2 separate regions of the Mus musculus genome follow, and region 2 is linked to region 1. Evidence: chromatin loops called from intact Hi-C (ENCODE). Cell type or tissue: heart. All regions are shown on one strand.

Evidence for each region. Peaks named below come from ENCODE experiments on the same cell type or tissue, not always from the same donor. Only the 100,000 strongest peaks of a DNase experiment are listed, where the experiment ranks them.
Region 2: a loop joins it to region 1, with 4 times the contacts of the local background. A loop is called at or near these places in 5 of 42 quality-filtered maps.

The regions. Positions count from the first base shown.
Region 1 is chr1:159,920,084-159,928,083 of GRCm38, reverse strand. Tnr (tenascin R) reads right to left here. Exons shown (of 23, transcript NM_022312.3): 22 at 4,657-4,820; 23 at 3,162-3,990. The coding sequence ends at 3,871. Among named protein-coding and RNA genes, the nearest start is that of Gm31667, 100 kb to the left of the region's middle. In heart, no CTCF peak of the experiment used is centred here; DNase peaks (open chromatin) are centred at 3,833 and 4,813.
Region 2 is chr1:160,032,524-160,040,523 of GRCm38, reverse strand. No RefSeq gene overlaps it. Among named protein-coding and RNA genes, the nearest start is that of Gm37294, 7.8 kb to the left of the region's middle. In heart, no CTCF peak of the experiment used is centred here; DNase peaks (open chromatin) are centred at 3,083, 3,443 and 4,733.

The sequences.
Region 1 (8,000 bases):
CAAGGAGTTAAATGCAATGATTATCAAGCAATGGATAGAAAAGCATGTATCCCGGGGAAGTGCTTTGCCCCCTTTCTGAAATCCTAGGAGGAAGAAAAAGAAAAGGCCATGCCTCCGGGGCTGTTTTCAAATGTTCACAGCTCTCACAAATCCCACCTTTCTTTCTCCATAGAAAAGGACCAAGGGGGGAACTATCAAACCTTTCTCAATGGATGCTTCAAAAAAGCTTGTTGAAAAGATTCTACAATGTCCTCTTGCCCCATAATCTATATCTCTGTCCTGATACTGAACTTTAAAGGTAAAGATGTTTTTAGGAGAGTTTGTATAGGCATCGAGTTTACTGGCAAGGCAATCTTGGTCCTTTAAATTTGCTTTTGAAATGAGAGTTTTCTATCTCGGAGGAGCTGATTGGCTCCCCAGTGGAAGGCAACAAGGATATTAGGAGTGACTCTCACCTCTTTAGAGATAGGGTGTTAGGTAGCTGGGGGGAGGGGACATTTAGATATCTGGGAGCTTGCTCCAACTTTCTCTGCTGCCATGTTGCTGTTGTTTTACAAATCAGTCTCCTGTACAAATGGGTCCTGGGTCCTGGTTTGGTCTGAGGTTAACAGAATCATAAGAACTATGCTGCCTCCTGCCCTACTTCTCATAAGTGATTCAGTGGACATCTGGGAGCTGGGAGCACCACTTTGCCCCTCTCACCAAGTCTCCCTTTATTCAGTAAGTCGGGTCTGAAGGCCAACGCTTTCTACATGGTTGTCATCCCTAACAAAGAGTCTTCACAGTTAATGTCTTCACCTTCCAGAAGTAGCCCTGGGAAGATGAGAACTCAGTATAGAAACAATCTTCATATGATGGGGCATGCAAAGAGGGAGAGTGGCCTGGCTCTTGATTCTAGGCAGTGAATCCATGGCAGTCTCTGGTGACTGGTTGTTACTGTTATTGTTGTTGTTGGGGATTTTGTGGAAGTGTACCTTCTAACATGTCTGTAGTTGCGCCATCTTCTTGATAGGCCCCCGTTCAGTCATTCTGAGTCCCTTATGGGAATCTTGGGTGATTAGGGTGGGTGCCAAGTAGTGCTGCCTGCTCCTCAGGGACAAAAGCAGGCGTGAGAAGGAGCAGATTAACAACTGGAATCAGTTAGGAAGCTCAGTGAAGGAAGAAGTGAAGCCAGTCAAGTCCAGAAGCTTTGAGAGAAGCTCCCTGTGGATTCTGAGAAGACAGTCTCTTCAAAGCATAGAGTGTGGGGGGACTCACTCTACTTAACAAAAGGGATCTCTAAACCCTCTTACAGAAGGTTGGGTGAGCTGATCTTTGAAGTTTCTTTCTTACTTTAAAATTCCTTTAAATGAATCTAGGCGATGCAGCCGATGCTATTTATAAAAAAATGTTCCGCAGGATAAAATAGTTCCAGTAAAAAGCAGGTTTGGATTTCCATTGATGTTTCTTGATTTTTCCTGGTAGTGATGACACAAAATCTTGTTCCATTTCAGCTCCCTTGATGAGGTGGGCTGTTCAGGCACATCCAGTTCCTTGGCTCTGCTTTCATAGACATAATGGCTTCAGCTTCTTTTAGCATTGTGTGTGTGTGTGTGTGTGTGTGTGTGTGTGTGTGTGTGTATGTGTGGTATATGTTCGTGGTGTGTGTATGTGTGTGGTGTGTATGTGTGGTGTGTGTGTATGTATGTGTATATGGTGTATGTGTGTGTGTGTGTGTGTGTGTGTGTGTGTGTGTGTGTGTGGTGTGTATGTGTGGTGTGTGTGTATGTATGTGTATATGGTGTGTGTGTGTGTGTGTGTGGTGTCTATGAGAGACACAGAGAGTTCTGAGTCAGTCTCTTTCCCCCTTTTCTCCTTCCCTCCCTTTCCCCATGTCCTTCACGGGGATTCTGGCTTTCCTTTAATTGCGATGACTCACCAAGACCAACTTTGATTCTGCTTTTCTATTACAGATGGTTAAACCTAAAGGGGCATTAGAAATCCTTTTGGTCTAAACTCTGATTCAACTGGGTGAAGAAACCAAGGCCCAGAGATTTGAACAAACCCATCAAGGGCTTGTAGCTGTCATGGTGGCAGAGACAACCTCGTATCACGCCCTTCAATTCCCTCGTTAAGTGTGCTTACCTCCAGTCCTGCACAGTTGGCCCACATCTAGTTAAATATCGGATAACCTATAGGCGTCCCCCCTCTTCCTCCTTCTCTTAGCTGCTTGAAGCCCATGATGGATTAAAATGTGAAAACTCCACCTGTGTTTTTGGCCTTGTGTAGGTCAGTGATTCTATATCACAGAGACAGGGGAGGTGACAGAAAAATGGCAAGCTAACCCCAATGTCACGATGCTCAGCAGGTGATCATCAGCCCAGGAGGACTCTTGCTTGTGGCTCAAAGCTTGGTTAGATGGTGGCTGTTTCTATTTCAAGATGCCAACTGGTTGGCACAGGTATAAGACACCCCAGACAGTAGCCATGGGCCCGATTAGTACACACTGGGCCCTCAAAGATAGGAGAGGACAGGGAGACAGGGAAAAGGCAGCTGAGAAACTTGGCACAGCTTGGGCAGGTGCTGCAGGAAAGACTGACTGGATTTTTATTTAAGGAGAAGCTGAAAGGTCATGGCTTCTATAGCCTCCAGTTCTCCGGGGCTTTAAAAAATCAAATCACGTGGGGGTGGGGAGATCACTCCGCTCACCTTTGGAGTTCTAAATGCAATTTCCTCTGGCACTTTTCATTTTTCTTCTCAAAGCAGGATAACAGAGGGAGATGGAAAATGTTTCTCATGGTCTCACCTCATTGAGGGGGTCAGTTCTGTTTACTACAGGATCAAAGCAAACAACAAGAGACCAGGACAAGCACGCTGTCCCCTCCCAGTGTAATCAGACAGGGGAATGGCTCATACAACTTCCCCCATGATTCTTCTGAAGCCACTTGCACTGAGGATAGCCTGACTGGGTATAGAGCTAGAGACCTTCAGTTAGGAGTCAGGGAAAGAATCCATGGTAAATCAGATCACAAATGCACAAGGCAACACTAAGTCAGGTCTGTTTCTGCTCAGACCCACACGCTCCCTGGTAGGTGCCCTCATTTCCACTCCTGTCCTTTGTCAGTGTCTGATACAAATGTGCTAGAAACAATACCCTTCCCCAAGTCTCACCACCAAAGAAAGTTATTACACGACAATGATTTACGACGCACAGGGCACAGCTATTGCATGACCCAGGGCAAGGTTCAGACAGCTTTGGTAACTGGAGTTCTAAACAATGGTTGGGTTGGTAGGTCTAATAGGATCTAGGGGACAGAAGTAAGGAGAGGATGGGGCTGGAAGAGAGGCCATGCCTCCTAAAAGTTAACTGTCAGAATGTGAGAATCTTTAGCCCATTGCAATGAACTTGGACAGTTGCGCCAGGGTGTGGTGGGCATCTTCCCTCTTAAGAGAAGATTGGCCAAGCTTTTTTCTTGAAGCTTTTCTGGGATGGTGTGGTCACCTGGCCATAGTCAGTGGTGACCAGATTACTATTACTTAGAACTTGGAAGGTATCTCAGAAGAAGGGATAGAGGAAGTTGTGTGTGTGTGCCCATCACCATAACAACCTGTAGTTCTTTCTTTTTTTTAACTCCCCAGTTTTCCTCCTCTGTGAGAAAAGAGGTGGGTGATCAGTCAGGACTGGTTAGCAGGGAGCATGTAGCCTGTGAGTCAGGCTCCAAGGCAGCAGAAACTAGGAGCAGATGGTGCCTAACTGATCCCTGCTTCCTTCAGATAGTCTGAATATGTTGTGAAGCACATTACTGTTGCCCCTCCCCCCCTTGTCTCATATTATAAAATACAAACAAATGACAGAAAAGATTGTTTGGCTGGTGGCTGGCTGCCCAGTGCTCAGAATTTCAAGGCTCGCCGTTTCCTCCCGGCTGTGAGACGATGGATGTAGGGCCTCATCTTCATTTCTACAAAGGGGATGGAGAATTCATGGCCTTTCCAATGGTACCAGTTGATCCCCTGAGTGTGAGAAATATGAACATGTCAGATCACCTTCCATGCTCAGCAGAGCACCCTGCTTGAAAAGAATGACTGGATTGAGGGCTTCACTTATCAGTTTAGCTGTTTTCAGTTAAGAAGGGGCTCAAGACAGAGTTCCCAGGATGATGGAGAGAGTTGAGTCTCGTCCCAGCGTCCCCTTTACAGAGGCCTATGTCTTTATAAAAGGTAAGTTGTGCGTTATTTCTTATTGCCAGTTTTGTGATTTGCCTTCAGGAGTTTCTGGTACTAGGGGACTGTGGTGAATGTCAAAATCCCAACTAGGTGAATAGTGAAATTGTGGGCAGCTCATTCATGATGAGGAGACTTGGGTGGCTTCCACCTGGGGTCAGCAACCTCTGGGGGCTTGCCTGGGGGTTTGTGTTTCAGCTGCTTCCTTGTCCCTGAGCCCAGACTGGGGGCTTGCAGTCTCCTGGGGAAATAGCTTAGATTACTAAGGTTTCTGGTCTCCCCCCTTCTGTGCCCCGTGCCCTTGAGCCTATGATGAGTTGATGGACAGCATCTTGAATGGTCTTTTCTCAGTCCCAGAGTACTTCTTTTTAAAGAGGAAACAGTGCTGAGACACAGAACTAAAGGCCTGGGTTCTGCCCTTTCCACCACTCTGCCCGCAATGAGAGTGTGGCCTACCTGACTGTGCCTGGACTCCCCGTACTTCCCGTTGAGGTTGGTCCGGTGGCAGTTCTTATACCACCAAGCACCCTTGTAGGACATGGCACAGTTGGTGACTGCAACATCATTGTCTCTGTCCTCAGTGGAGAAAGGACGTCCCTGGTGATAGCTGAGGGAGTCTCCTGCCAAAAACCAAAAATGAAAACAAAACCATTCCGGAGGCTGTTCCATTTGCTGTGGACATCTGGTTTTCACATGGAACCCTGGCTCACTTCCCCTTTTCCTTCTGAGCTGCGTCATGGCTATGCAGACCTTTGCCTCTATATTACCTCATAGGGTAGGGCTAGGGAGGAACCGCTTCTATGTTTCCCACTCTATTCATCACTGAACATTTGCTGAGAACTTTACCAGACAGCTCCATCTTAGCATCTCTGTCTATTTCCCTTTGGCCGTTTTGAGGCACAGAGCACTCATGGTCCCACTGTGTCTATTGGAGACAGTAAGGAGCCACGACGCCTCCAACCCTTATGGATCTCACAGTGTAAGTTCATCCTGGCTTTCCCCTGTGCTTGCTGTCCCTGATCAGCCTGTACCCAATACCCCACCGTGAGAACTTGGTTCTGCCCATGAAGAGGAACAACAGCAGCCAGAGCACCAATAAACAAGAAACGGTGACGGAAACATAACCATGTCAAATGAGATGTGGGTAGGTGAGAAAGCTTCCATGTGAGGAAGCTTCGCTAAATAAGAACACATAACTAAACCTGGTGGGGAAGTGTCAGGATGACTACGGAGAGACTGTAAAGAGGAAAATATTTACCTAAATAGGTAAAGAGAAATTGCCTAATACTACCAGCTAGGCTACCTGACCCTGTGGTGAGATTTTCTTTCTCAAAGACAAGTGGAGACCGGGTGTTCTCTTGGCAGGGGTGCTATGCAGCGGCTCAGGTGAACTCAGGGTTCACTGAGAGATCAGACCATCAGGCACTTACAGTGACTCGGGTGAAGCCTTTGGCAGGATTTGTGGTTAGAGATGCTGGGAAGGGGCCTCATGTTATTTATCAGATGAAAGTGATAGTCACTATAGCTAAGGTTGCTTTCCCCTAAGAGGGACAGTGTTTTGATTCTATGGCTTCCAAGCTATAGAAGCTATAAGGCTTCAGCACCTTCTTTTCTGCAGCCACAGAACTCTGGGCTATTGGGTCTTCCAAGGAAGCCTTCACCGCTCAAGAGAGTCCTGAGGCAGTGTGTCACACCATTCTCATCTCCATATAATCTTGAAGGATTCTGGTGTTGTGCCCATCCAGAGCCAATCCCACCAACTGAAACAACTTTTTGTTATCTACTTCTGCTTGAAAAGGGTCTTACTTTCCCTCTCCAGAAGACTATCATTTTCATCTCCTTTATCTCAAGTCATACTCATACCTATTACCTTAAAATTTTTGGATTAATTTTACTCTCCAGCAATCCATGCTTTAATCATTATTCATCATCTGTGCTGTGCCTACCTGCATTGTTATCCTCTCACCTTCTGCAAACTAGAATGTATCCTCATTATTCTCCCAACAATTATTTCTGGCTTCTGCTTTGATGTTGCCAACTGATTGTCACAGACATGGTCCCCTAGGTCTTTGTATCCTCCCTCATCTTTTCTGCCTCATACATCTACCTCGTATATTCCAGACATGAACTAAGTCCGGGTTTTCACTCTTGACCACCTGTTCATATTCATGCCTTTCTCGTAGCTCTGACATTAGCATGGACTCCTTTTATCTCTGACATTAGCACGGACTCCTGTTATCTCCCATCAGGATTAATAATGCAGCCACCAGTTGCTCTCACCGCTCTTCACTCAGATTTACTTTATCTTGATTGGACCTGTCCTAGTGATCTTTCTAAAATCCAAATCCCATTATGCCATTCAGGACTTACAAGACCTCCAGTCATGTAAAAAGTCAATTTTTCTTTCAGTGTCAAGACTTTCCATAATTAATCTTCTCTTTCTTTCTCTTCCTTTCCACATTTCTGCTCTTCCCTCCCTCCCTCTTCCCCTTCTCTCCTCCACCCTTTACCTCCACTTTCTACTTTCTTACCCACATTGCCCCTCTCTCCCTTTCTACTTCATCTTGCTATATAGCCCAGGCTAGCTTTAATGTTCAATTTTTCCATCTCAGCCTTTCCCATGCTGTAATTATAGGTGTGTGTCACTGCTCACAGCTCCTGATCCTTCCAATCACACAGTTTGCCCAAGAGAGTAATGCATCAAGCCTTCCCCTTCCACGAAATCTTGTTTTTCTGGTATGTCTCATCCAGACGATGTTTTCAGTGGTTTCAGTCAGATAGGCTGATTTCAAGGATCCTTTCTATATACCCCAGAAACCCTCCTATGGGTATCCTTATTTATTCTGCAGAGAGGCATTTCCTGGTGTTTTCTTTAAACTAGGATGGTACTACAGAGTCCATGTTTTATGTTCTTGTTAGATGCTCTAAAACCAGAACAGTGAGTGTGGCTCTGCTCTTATTAAAGACACAATTTAGAAGTGTCAGTTTGAATCCCAGCAGAGTTCTATTTAGAGTTTTGGAAGTTTCGGGACTTCAGAAATGTGGAGTAAAGGGCTGTAATTGGACTGGAGGCCCTGGGGTGGCTGGTTGCCAGTGAGGCCTGGAGAAGTGGTAACAGCTTGAAGAACTGGGAACTGTTACAAATGCCAGGACGGAGGGCATGGTTTTCTATGAATGGTGTGTAGTTGCCTAGAGATGGGGTAACCTAAATAAACCCAGGGTTTTACTTACTGAAAAAGATGAACTGAATATATAAGGTGATGGATGAATTGTTGTTAATGTCCATGACTGGCTAGCCAAGATCTAGACTCACTGACCTCTGACACAGGGAGAGGAGTGCAATCTAACGGTTCTGCCCTCTTTGAGGTGTGGCACAGAGACTGGGCTGGGGAAGATGTTTCAAGGGCTGGCCCCAAGGTAGACAGACAACATGTGGGATTGGACAGAGAAGGACGAAGAGGGGGAACTGAGGGGAGACAGAAACTGTGGTAGGTGAGCTTGTTTCTCTTCCCATAGGAGAAACATGAAAGCCTTTTCTGTAGACACAATTCTAATTCTAGGGAGTGAATAGTATCCATTTCGTTTTGAAATGATTTAGAATGACATCTTGTTTAATGTCCATTTCAATGGCTGTTTTATGCTCAAAGTGTGGCAAATTGGACCTTTTTGTTGGGGCTCTTCAGGCTTCTCTGATTGCCACTGCGAATGGCTCAACTGTGAACAATAACAAAGATAAGTATGTCTTCTCTTTTGAATAACAGTATCTGGCTGAGAAAGGAAATAATGGAGCAGATGCAGTA
Region 2 (8,000 bases), 110 kb before region 1:
CAAGATGGCCAGCCTTTGTGAGTGGGCTGCCCGGCTGCCTGGAGCCCTTTGCAGAATTGAGCGTTGGCTTTGTTAATGTAAACAGCAGGTTTCTGGATTCCATTCTCATGTTGGGCATACCAGAGCAGGAGAGCCCACAGAGCTCTCATGTTGTCCCTTTTCCCGGTTTCCTTTGTCACCTGCTCTTCTTGTGGATGACTTTAATTATTGATTTATTGAGTGAGTCCACTGTATGCGGTCCCAACGCCTACACAGAGCAGGTAAAACATTTCTTGTCACTTTAGTGGAGAGATCCCTGGGAAACCCCAGCTTACTCTGCCCAGCTCATTCATTGTGGCATGAGGTTTCCTGAGACAAAAGCTGTTCAAGCCTCTTGCCCTGAGGGCCCATGAAATAGCCGAGGCTTTGAAATTTGCTTCCTTGACTACTGTAGTGACTCAGAACATCAATGTTGCCACAAACAAACTTCCTGTCCCCAGGCTGGCTCTTTCATAACAGGTAAAAGGAAGGGCTTGGAAGGAAAAAAAGAAAGAAAAAAAGAAAGAAAGAAAGAGAGAGAGAGAGGGAGAGAGAGAGAGAGAGAGGAAGGAAGGAAGGAAGGAAGGAAGGAAGGAAGGAAGAAAGGAAGAAGAAAGAGAAATGAGGAGAGAGCCCTCATTTACCAGGTTGTAGGAGTGAGTTTTAACTGCCGGTGATGTGTTGCTTTCTTTGTGCCAAGGTCTGTACTATGCGTCAGTAGAAAACTGTTTATAATGAAAGGTTACACTCTGTAATTTAGATTTAAGGGCAATGAGGCTGGAATACTCATAGAAATTTTCTTAATAAAGGTGGGTTGACCAAAATATAGAGCTACAAAAGAATCAGAAAATGCAGTGAGTGAGAGGCCGCTGGCTGGGTAAAAGCACGAACAAAGGTGGTGTTAAAATGGTTCAAACAAGGCAGGGCTCCCCCCGACCCCCACTGAAAAATTCAAGATTATGAAGGAAAAGCATTAGCAATAATTTTGCTACCCTGAAATAACTACTGCAGTATTTTGGTATAGGTTATTCTAGTCCCCTTATGAGGAGATTAGAGTTAGAATTTCTATGTAGGTAGTTAATGTCACTCCAGATTTTTGCTTATCATGAGGGGTAAATCTAGTGACTTGTTATAGCATTTATTTGAATGAAGAGAGACTGAATTCAGACACTTCAGTGGGTGAAAAGGACATCATATATTCTAGCTTTTGCCTTTATTTATCTATAACTTATTGATTGATTGAGTGTGTGTGTGTGTGTGTGTGTGTGTGTGTGTGTATGGCGTGGCACGTCACAGTCTGAGTGTGGAGGACAAAGGACATCTTGTGAGTCAGTTCTCTCCTTTCACCGTGTGGTCCTGGGTACACCAGCTGAGCCACGTCGCCAGTGCTAATTTCTGCTTTTAAGACCAAGTAATGAATACTATGAAGTTCCTTCACCAGTGAGGAATCTTCACACCGGAAGCACTTCACCCCTTCACACCGGAAGCACTTCACCCCTTCACACCGGAAGCACTTCACCCCGAGGCTGAACGAGTCCCTGGGGGGTGCTTTAGAGGAGCTGCTATATTTCAAGGGAGGATTCAGTGTGACTTCTTCCAACCCCCCAATTCTAGGATTTATGTTATTAGTTGTGGAAATTCACATTTACATAAATTATCACACCCTCTCCTCTTAAGATTTCATGGCAATTGGCTTATTTCATATGTGTAATTGAGCAACATGGTAAGTGTTACCGAGCAGTAGACATCAACTAACTTTGAAACACCAAGGCTAAGTCCCTCAGTTCCTTCTCTCTTCTCCCTTCCCCTCTCCCTTCCTTTCTTTTGTTTTTGAGACAGTGTTTTTCACTCTATAGCTCATGCTGACCTTGAACTTGTGTCTATTCTCCTGCCTCAGTCACTTAAGTGTTGGGATTACAGACACAACTCACCATCACTCAGCTTGCAAAATTCATATATATCAACACTACTATTTTGACATTGGAGACTTATCTTTCCACGGGGAACATTTCAGAAAAAATTCTGACAGAGTCTCTGTCATCCTAACTCCTAGCTCAGCTATGGTCTCTTCTAACACGATCTCTTTTGTCCTCCAAGACTGAGGTAGAAGCAGGTCTTTTGTATTCCCATGTTCTCCATGCTGGTCCACCATATAGCTACCCCACAGTAATGAAATTGGCCATGTATATATATATGTCCCCTACATTGAACTGTAAGACTGTAGGCAGGACAGTGTCTGGCAAATGGTAAGCTGCTTGGTAAATGTCAATGAATGAAGATCCTGGGCCACGAGGCTGAATCTAGGAAGCTTTAGAATCATTCTCTTCATATGGGCAAGTGTGAAAACCTTATTCACACACTTATAAATACGTTCCCAAAGCATGTGTTTCTTTTCTTCCTTAATATTGCTTTGGGGTTTGTGTTTCTGTGTCATTAGGAAACACCGAAAGTATAACTGGGACTGACCATGTGAAGGATACAAGTGGGAAAGGAAAATAGAAGCTATGGTTTGTTCAGGACCACTTGTTAGGAGCAAAGTAACAGAACAGGGATAGGGAGGCAGTTGTGGACAATATTAAAAAGTCTCTTCTGAAACCAGACGTGGTGCCCACTGTCTCTCAGACTGATGTACCATTAATGAGAAAGGACTTCCCTGCCTTTTCTTTGTATTGGAACACCCTTCTCTAGCATTCAGTCTCCTCCAGGGCTGCATCTCCAGTTAGCCTCAGTCTCCATTCAGCATTACCAATTATGAGAGTCCTGATGTTGTAAGATGTCAGCAGGCTGGGTCAGAAATGGCTGCTTCTACTGTACACAGGGAAGATGTTGGATCGGCGTGCCTGTGAGATCCACAGAGGTTCCACTGAGAGCCCGAGTGAGGAGGGAAAATATCTATCAGCATATTGTGCACTTGTTCAATGGAGTCACTAAGTAACCCAGTTTTCAGAAGCTCCTAAAAAACATGTGGGTGAAAGATTACTTCTATATATGGCCAGAGAACAGTCCGGTCGCAGGGCGAGCTTCCTGGTGGACATGCTCCAGTTTTTCCAGACCTGCAGACTCCAGAGACTTCCAGGCTGGACATTGGTTTCTGTGGTGTGCATAGAATGAGATTCAGCAATGGAAAACTTGGCTCTCAGCTTGACTGCCTCTATTTTCTTCATAATACTTCGCCTGCCCATACACACACACACACACACACACACACACACACACACACACACACACACACACACACACACAATCTTGCCTCTGCTCCCTTGGAATGCTACAGCTTAAAGCAAAGAATGACGCTCCCACAGCTGTGGCCCTGATAAAAATAGAAAGTGTGTTTATTTTTATGTTCATAAAACCCTTTTTCCTCCTCCTCCTCCTGCTGCTGCTGCTGCTGTTGTTATGAGTGGGACTCCCAGGCAGGAAGAGGAAGAGGATAGACTGACAAAGCTGGTCACCTGCCAGATTCTAGTCTCTCTCAGTCTCTCTCTGTGTGTGTCTATGTGTGAAATCTAGCCTTATATGGACCAAAGCACTAAGTAATCTATTTCTTTATGAGCTTTTTGGCTAGTAGGCATCTGCTCTGCAGAACTCGGGGGGAGTTCTTTGGTTTGGGAGTCAGCTGTCTGACTGTGCTTCTCTTTTAGGCTCAGCTACAATGGCCTGTCCATAGTAGAGGTGGAGCTAGAGGAAAAGGCCCTGAATTAAGAGGAAAGATACTTGTTTTTCTTAGGGTTCTGTTACTTTGCCCCTAACAAGTGGCCCTGACCAAACCATAGCTTCTATGTATCTTGGTTTCGCTGCCTATGGGTAGACGAGATGGTAGGTGCCCAAGGCTCAGTTGAAATTAGTGAGCATGAGACAATTCCTAGCAGGCCAAGGTGTCTGCGAATGAATTTTAAGTTCAACCCTCCTAAAGATGCTTAGGAAATAGAGATTTGCTTTTCTTTATAGGACTCCTGTGTATCCTTCCACAAAGAGTGACAAATGAGGTCTTCATAGGATGGTATCTTTTGATCACATTTGCTTCAAAATGTGCAAAACACAAGTTTGTACTGAAATACCTAAATGATGGTAGTTTAGGGTACTATTGCTGTGATGAAATACTATAACCAACCAACCAGCCAACCAACCAACCAACCAACCAACCAAACAAACAAACAAACAAACAAAAATCTTAGGAAGTAAAGGACTTGTTTGCTTTACATATCCTGAATCACAGTTCACTGAGGGAGTAATCCAAGTAGGAATTTAAACTGGGTGGGAAGTTGGAGGCAGGGGCTGATTCAGAGGCCATGGAGAGGTGCTGCTTACTGGCTTAGTCCTCCTAGCTTGCTTAGCCTGCTTTCTTATAGAATCCAGGATCATCAGCCTAAGAATGTGACACACTACCCATCATGGGCAAGGCCTTCCCACAATAATAACTTATTAAGAAAATATCCTACAGGCTTGCTTACAGCTTGATCTTATGAAGTCTCAGCTAAGGCTCCCTCCTCTCGGATGACTCTAGCTTGTGTCAAGTTGACATAAAAACTAGCCAGGACATATGGCCCAAGTGAACATAAAGAGTACTAGATTAGGATCTGGGAACTTGAGATAGGATGGTGCTTGCCTTTCTGTTAGTCTGGTGTGGACTCTAGAGGAAAGGTGGTTGTGTGTGCTTACCACTCTTCCCATTGCTAATAACGGGCTGTTCCAGCTGGAAGATATTTCTCCTTGTTCAGCCACCCAGAACACTGAGTTCATAGCACACACACAGTGTTGACACATGCTTTCTGGAGAGCGTTCTGGACGGCTGTCAGTGATTTCTTCCTTCTCTGAGATCTTAGCTGAGGGTGTGGCCATGTCAGCTATATCTTTGTCTTATTTCAAAACAATGTAGCTGGTTTTGCTTATATCTATATCTATATCTATATCTATATCTATATCTATATCTATATCTATATCTATATCTATCTATATCTATATATATCTGTCACACATTCTGGCAAATAATTTACATTAGATTCCAGTAATAATAGGTTTTGATCATAAATCACAAAATAATAGCTTTGGCTAATGGAAGCAGCAAATATTTAAATGAGGGCTTCTAACTTGTTTCCTTATTTAAAATTTATGTAATCTGGGCACCATGCATGATGATGTATGCCTTAAGTCCCAGCACTCAGGAAGCAGAGGCAGATGGATCTCTATGAATTTGAGGCCAGCCTGGTCTACAGAACAAGTAACAGGACAGCCAAGGTTACACACAGAAACACTCGCAAAGCAAAGCAAAGCAAAGCAAAGCAAAGCAAAGCAAAGCAAAGCAAAGCAAAGCAAAGCAAAGCAAAGCAAAGCAAAGCAAAGCAAAGCAAAGCAAAACAAAATTATGTTTAGATGGATTATTTCCCCCCACCTAATGTCCTATTTCCTTTTGATATTTTCTCAAGTTGTAAATGTACACAGTAAAGTAGGTATCTGTGACTTTATTGTACTAAGAGGCTATAGATACTTCTGAGACCAAACAGAAAGGTCCCGGACTCTACCACCAAAGCTTCCTTCTCTGGCTTGCACTGTTTCTACAGGACTTGCCTCAGACAACCAGGTCTCAAAAGCACAAGATTCCCACAAAGAATTCAGACTTTCCTGCAACCATCATATGGACAGAAAAGCCTGGCTTACTCTGACTATTACATGATCTTCCTGCTGGCGATCACCTCTCTACATGCCAAGTGCAAACAGACTCAACATGTATAAGCAAATCATTGTACCAAATGCAGGCCACCAGCAGAGAGCAAGGATCAGATGAGAGATAGTCAAAACTCCTGGACTGGCACGGTCCAAGATCACAAAGATTATATCTGACACCCCCTCAGAGAACCCTTCTCCATGTAGTGTCTTCCTGTGTCCATACATAAGTGCAACAAAATTTGCTTTGATTAGTATTGCTTGCCTCTTTATGAATTCTGCCCTAAATTAAGAAAAATTAATCCTGGATGATTGACAACATTTTTGGTGACCCAAATGATTTCCTCTATTTAGAAGGTCTCAAAGGGATGACAGCAGTGGTGATTGGCACGGGCTTACCTTGTTATCACAAAGTGGCTATTTGAACTTCTGCTTCAGGGTCACCACAACTATTAAGCTCTCCTCTGGCCACTTCCTGCTGTGCAGTCCTTCCTGCAATGCCTTCTTCAGTTTCCCCTACCTCTTATCCTGTAGTCAGTTTTAATTCCTTTCATTTTTAATAAACACTGCTTACCATTTAAACGTTCTGTATTTATTTTATTTCAAGTGTTTGTGTGTTTTGTCTGCGCATGTGTATGTGTATCATGTGCCTACCTGGTTCATAGGGAGGTCAGAAGAGGAAGTTGGATTCCTTGGAGCTGCAGTTACAGATGGTTCTGAGCCTCCATGTCAGTGCTGAGAACCGAGCCTGGATCCTCTGTAAGAGCAACAAGCATTTTAAACTGCTGAGCCATTTTTCTAGCCTCTGGCTCACCATGTTGACTCTGGTGATAATCTCTGTTGCACCTGAGACACCTTTAGCAGGGAGAAATTGGGGCTGTGCAGGCCTGGCTTGAAGAGCCCTATGCTCTGGACTGACAAATCAGGCTGCAGTCCCTCTCACAGTCTCTGTTTTGGTTTTGAAAGTTTTATATTTTGGTGTATCCCTTCTCCGGGATTTTTTTCTTTCAGTTCTTTCTCTTGTCTTTTTCTTTTATGTGGTTCCTGGCCAGTCACAGCCTCTTCCAGACCCCTTACTTTTGTCTCTGTGTAGACTGTACTCACACACTCTGAGAAGCATCCCTTTATAATGTTAGGATTTCTACCTTTCCTATTTTACTTGCCTTATAAAGCATTTTCTCCAAGCTTTTTAGCTAAGAGTAACCATGATCTTGAATTTAGTAGAATATGAAGTTGGTATAAAGTTGAGATTATTAAAGGTTTCTAAAACATTTGAAGATAGCACAGCATCCTGATGAGACATTTCTCCTCCTTCCTTTCTCTAATCTTGATCAATCATGTTCACCTACATCTTCATTTATAGGCCTTATGGGACCAGGAATGGTTGTATACTCAAGTAAGAGTCTTCTCAAGAGGTTTACACCTATTACCCAGATCTCAAATCATCAGTCACCACCTCTCTAGCCAGGAAGATTACTCCTGGTCGACCAGAAGGTCCTCCAGTAGGGTATCTGATTACTTTGGGACCAATTTAAGCTTGGTGGTCTCAAGGAGAAAAACACTGATTTTTTTCTTTTACAATATTGCCCTGCCTAAATACAAGCTGGAAGACAAAAGACATTGGCCAGACAACTGGTTCCTAAACTCTATGACGTGTTATCTTCCAACCCAAACTGATCTGTTAGAAGAAGTGAGAAGAAATCCTTCATTTCCATGAAGTTATATCAGGATCCTGTGCTGATGGACTTATGCTTGAGTTGAAGTGTCTATAGTTTCTATGGCCTCTAGCCCTATTGACCCTAACATTTTATCTGATTTCTACCTTTAACTCATGCATACCTCACTAGCAGCTTAAACTTCAGAATCTTAGACCTTCTCCATTTCTGGCACAATACCCCACTGAATTATCTTCAATGGCACCTTCTATGAATCTTATATCAACAGATAGCTTTGCCTGTCTTGGCTCCTTTTCTGTTGTGTGTGAAGTATAACCCTGTTCTTTCATGGCCATTGGACTACCTACCCACTAATCCTGTTTTAAATGGGGCTGAGGTTATGAAACAAACTGGTGCTTGGTCTTAATCAAAGGGAACCATGTAGCCATAGGAAATATCAGCTGAAGGCAAAAAAAGTCATTAGAGCATGTGTTCTCTTCTTAGTAATGGGAACAGCCAAGTGTAAGGAAAGACTTGGCAACTTCTCATAGATTGTTTTATATATCCAACAATGAGATCCTTGAGTTGACTTGGGAGGATATTATTGTGCTACTAGCTCATTGTTGGATGATGAAAGGTGTAAAGAAAGATGTGTTAAAAGAATCT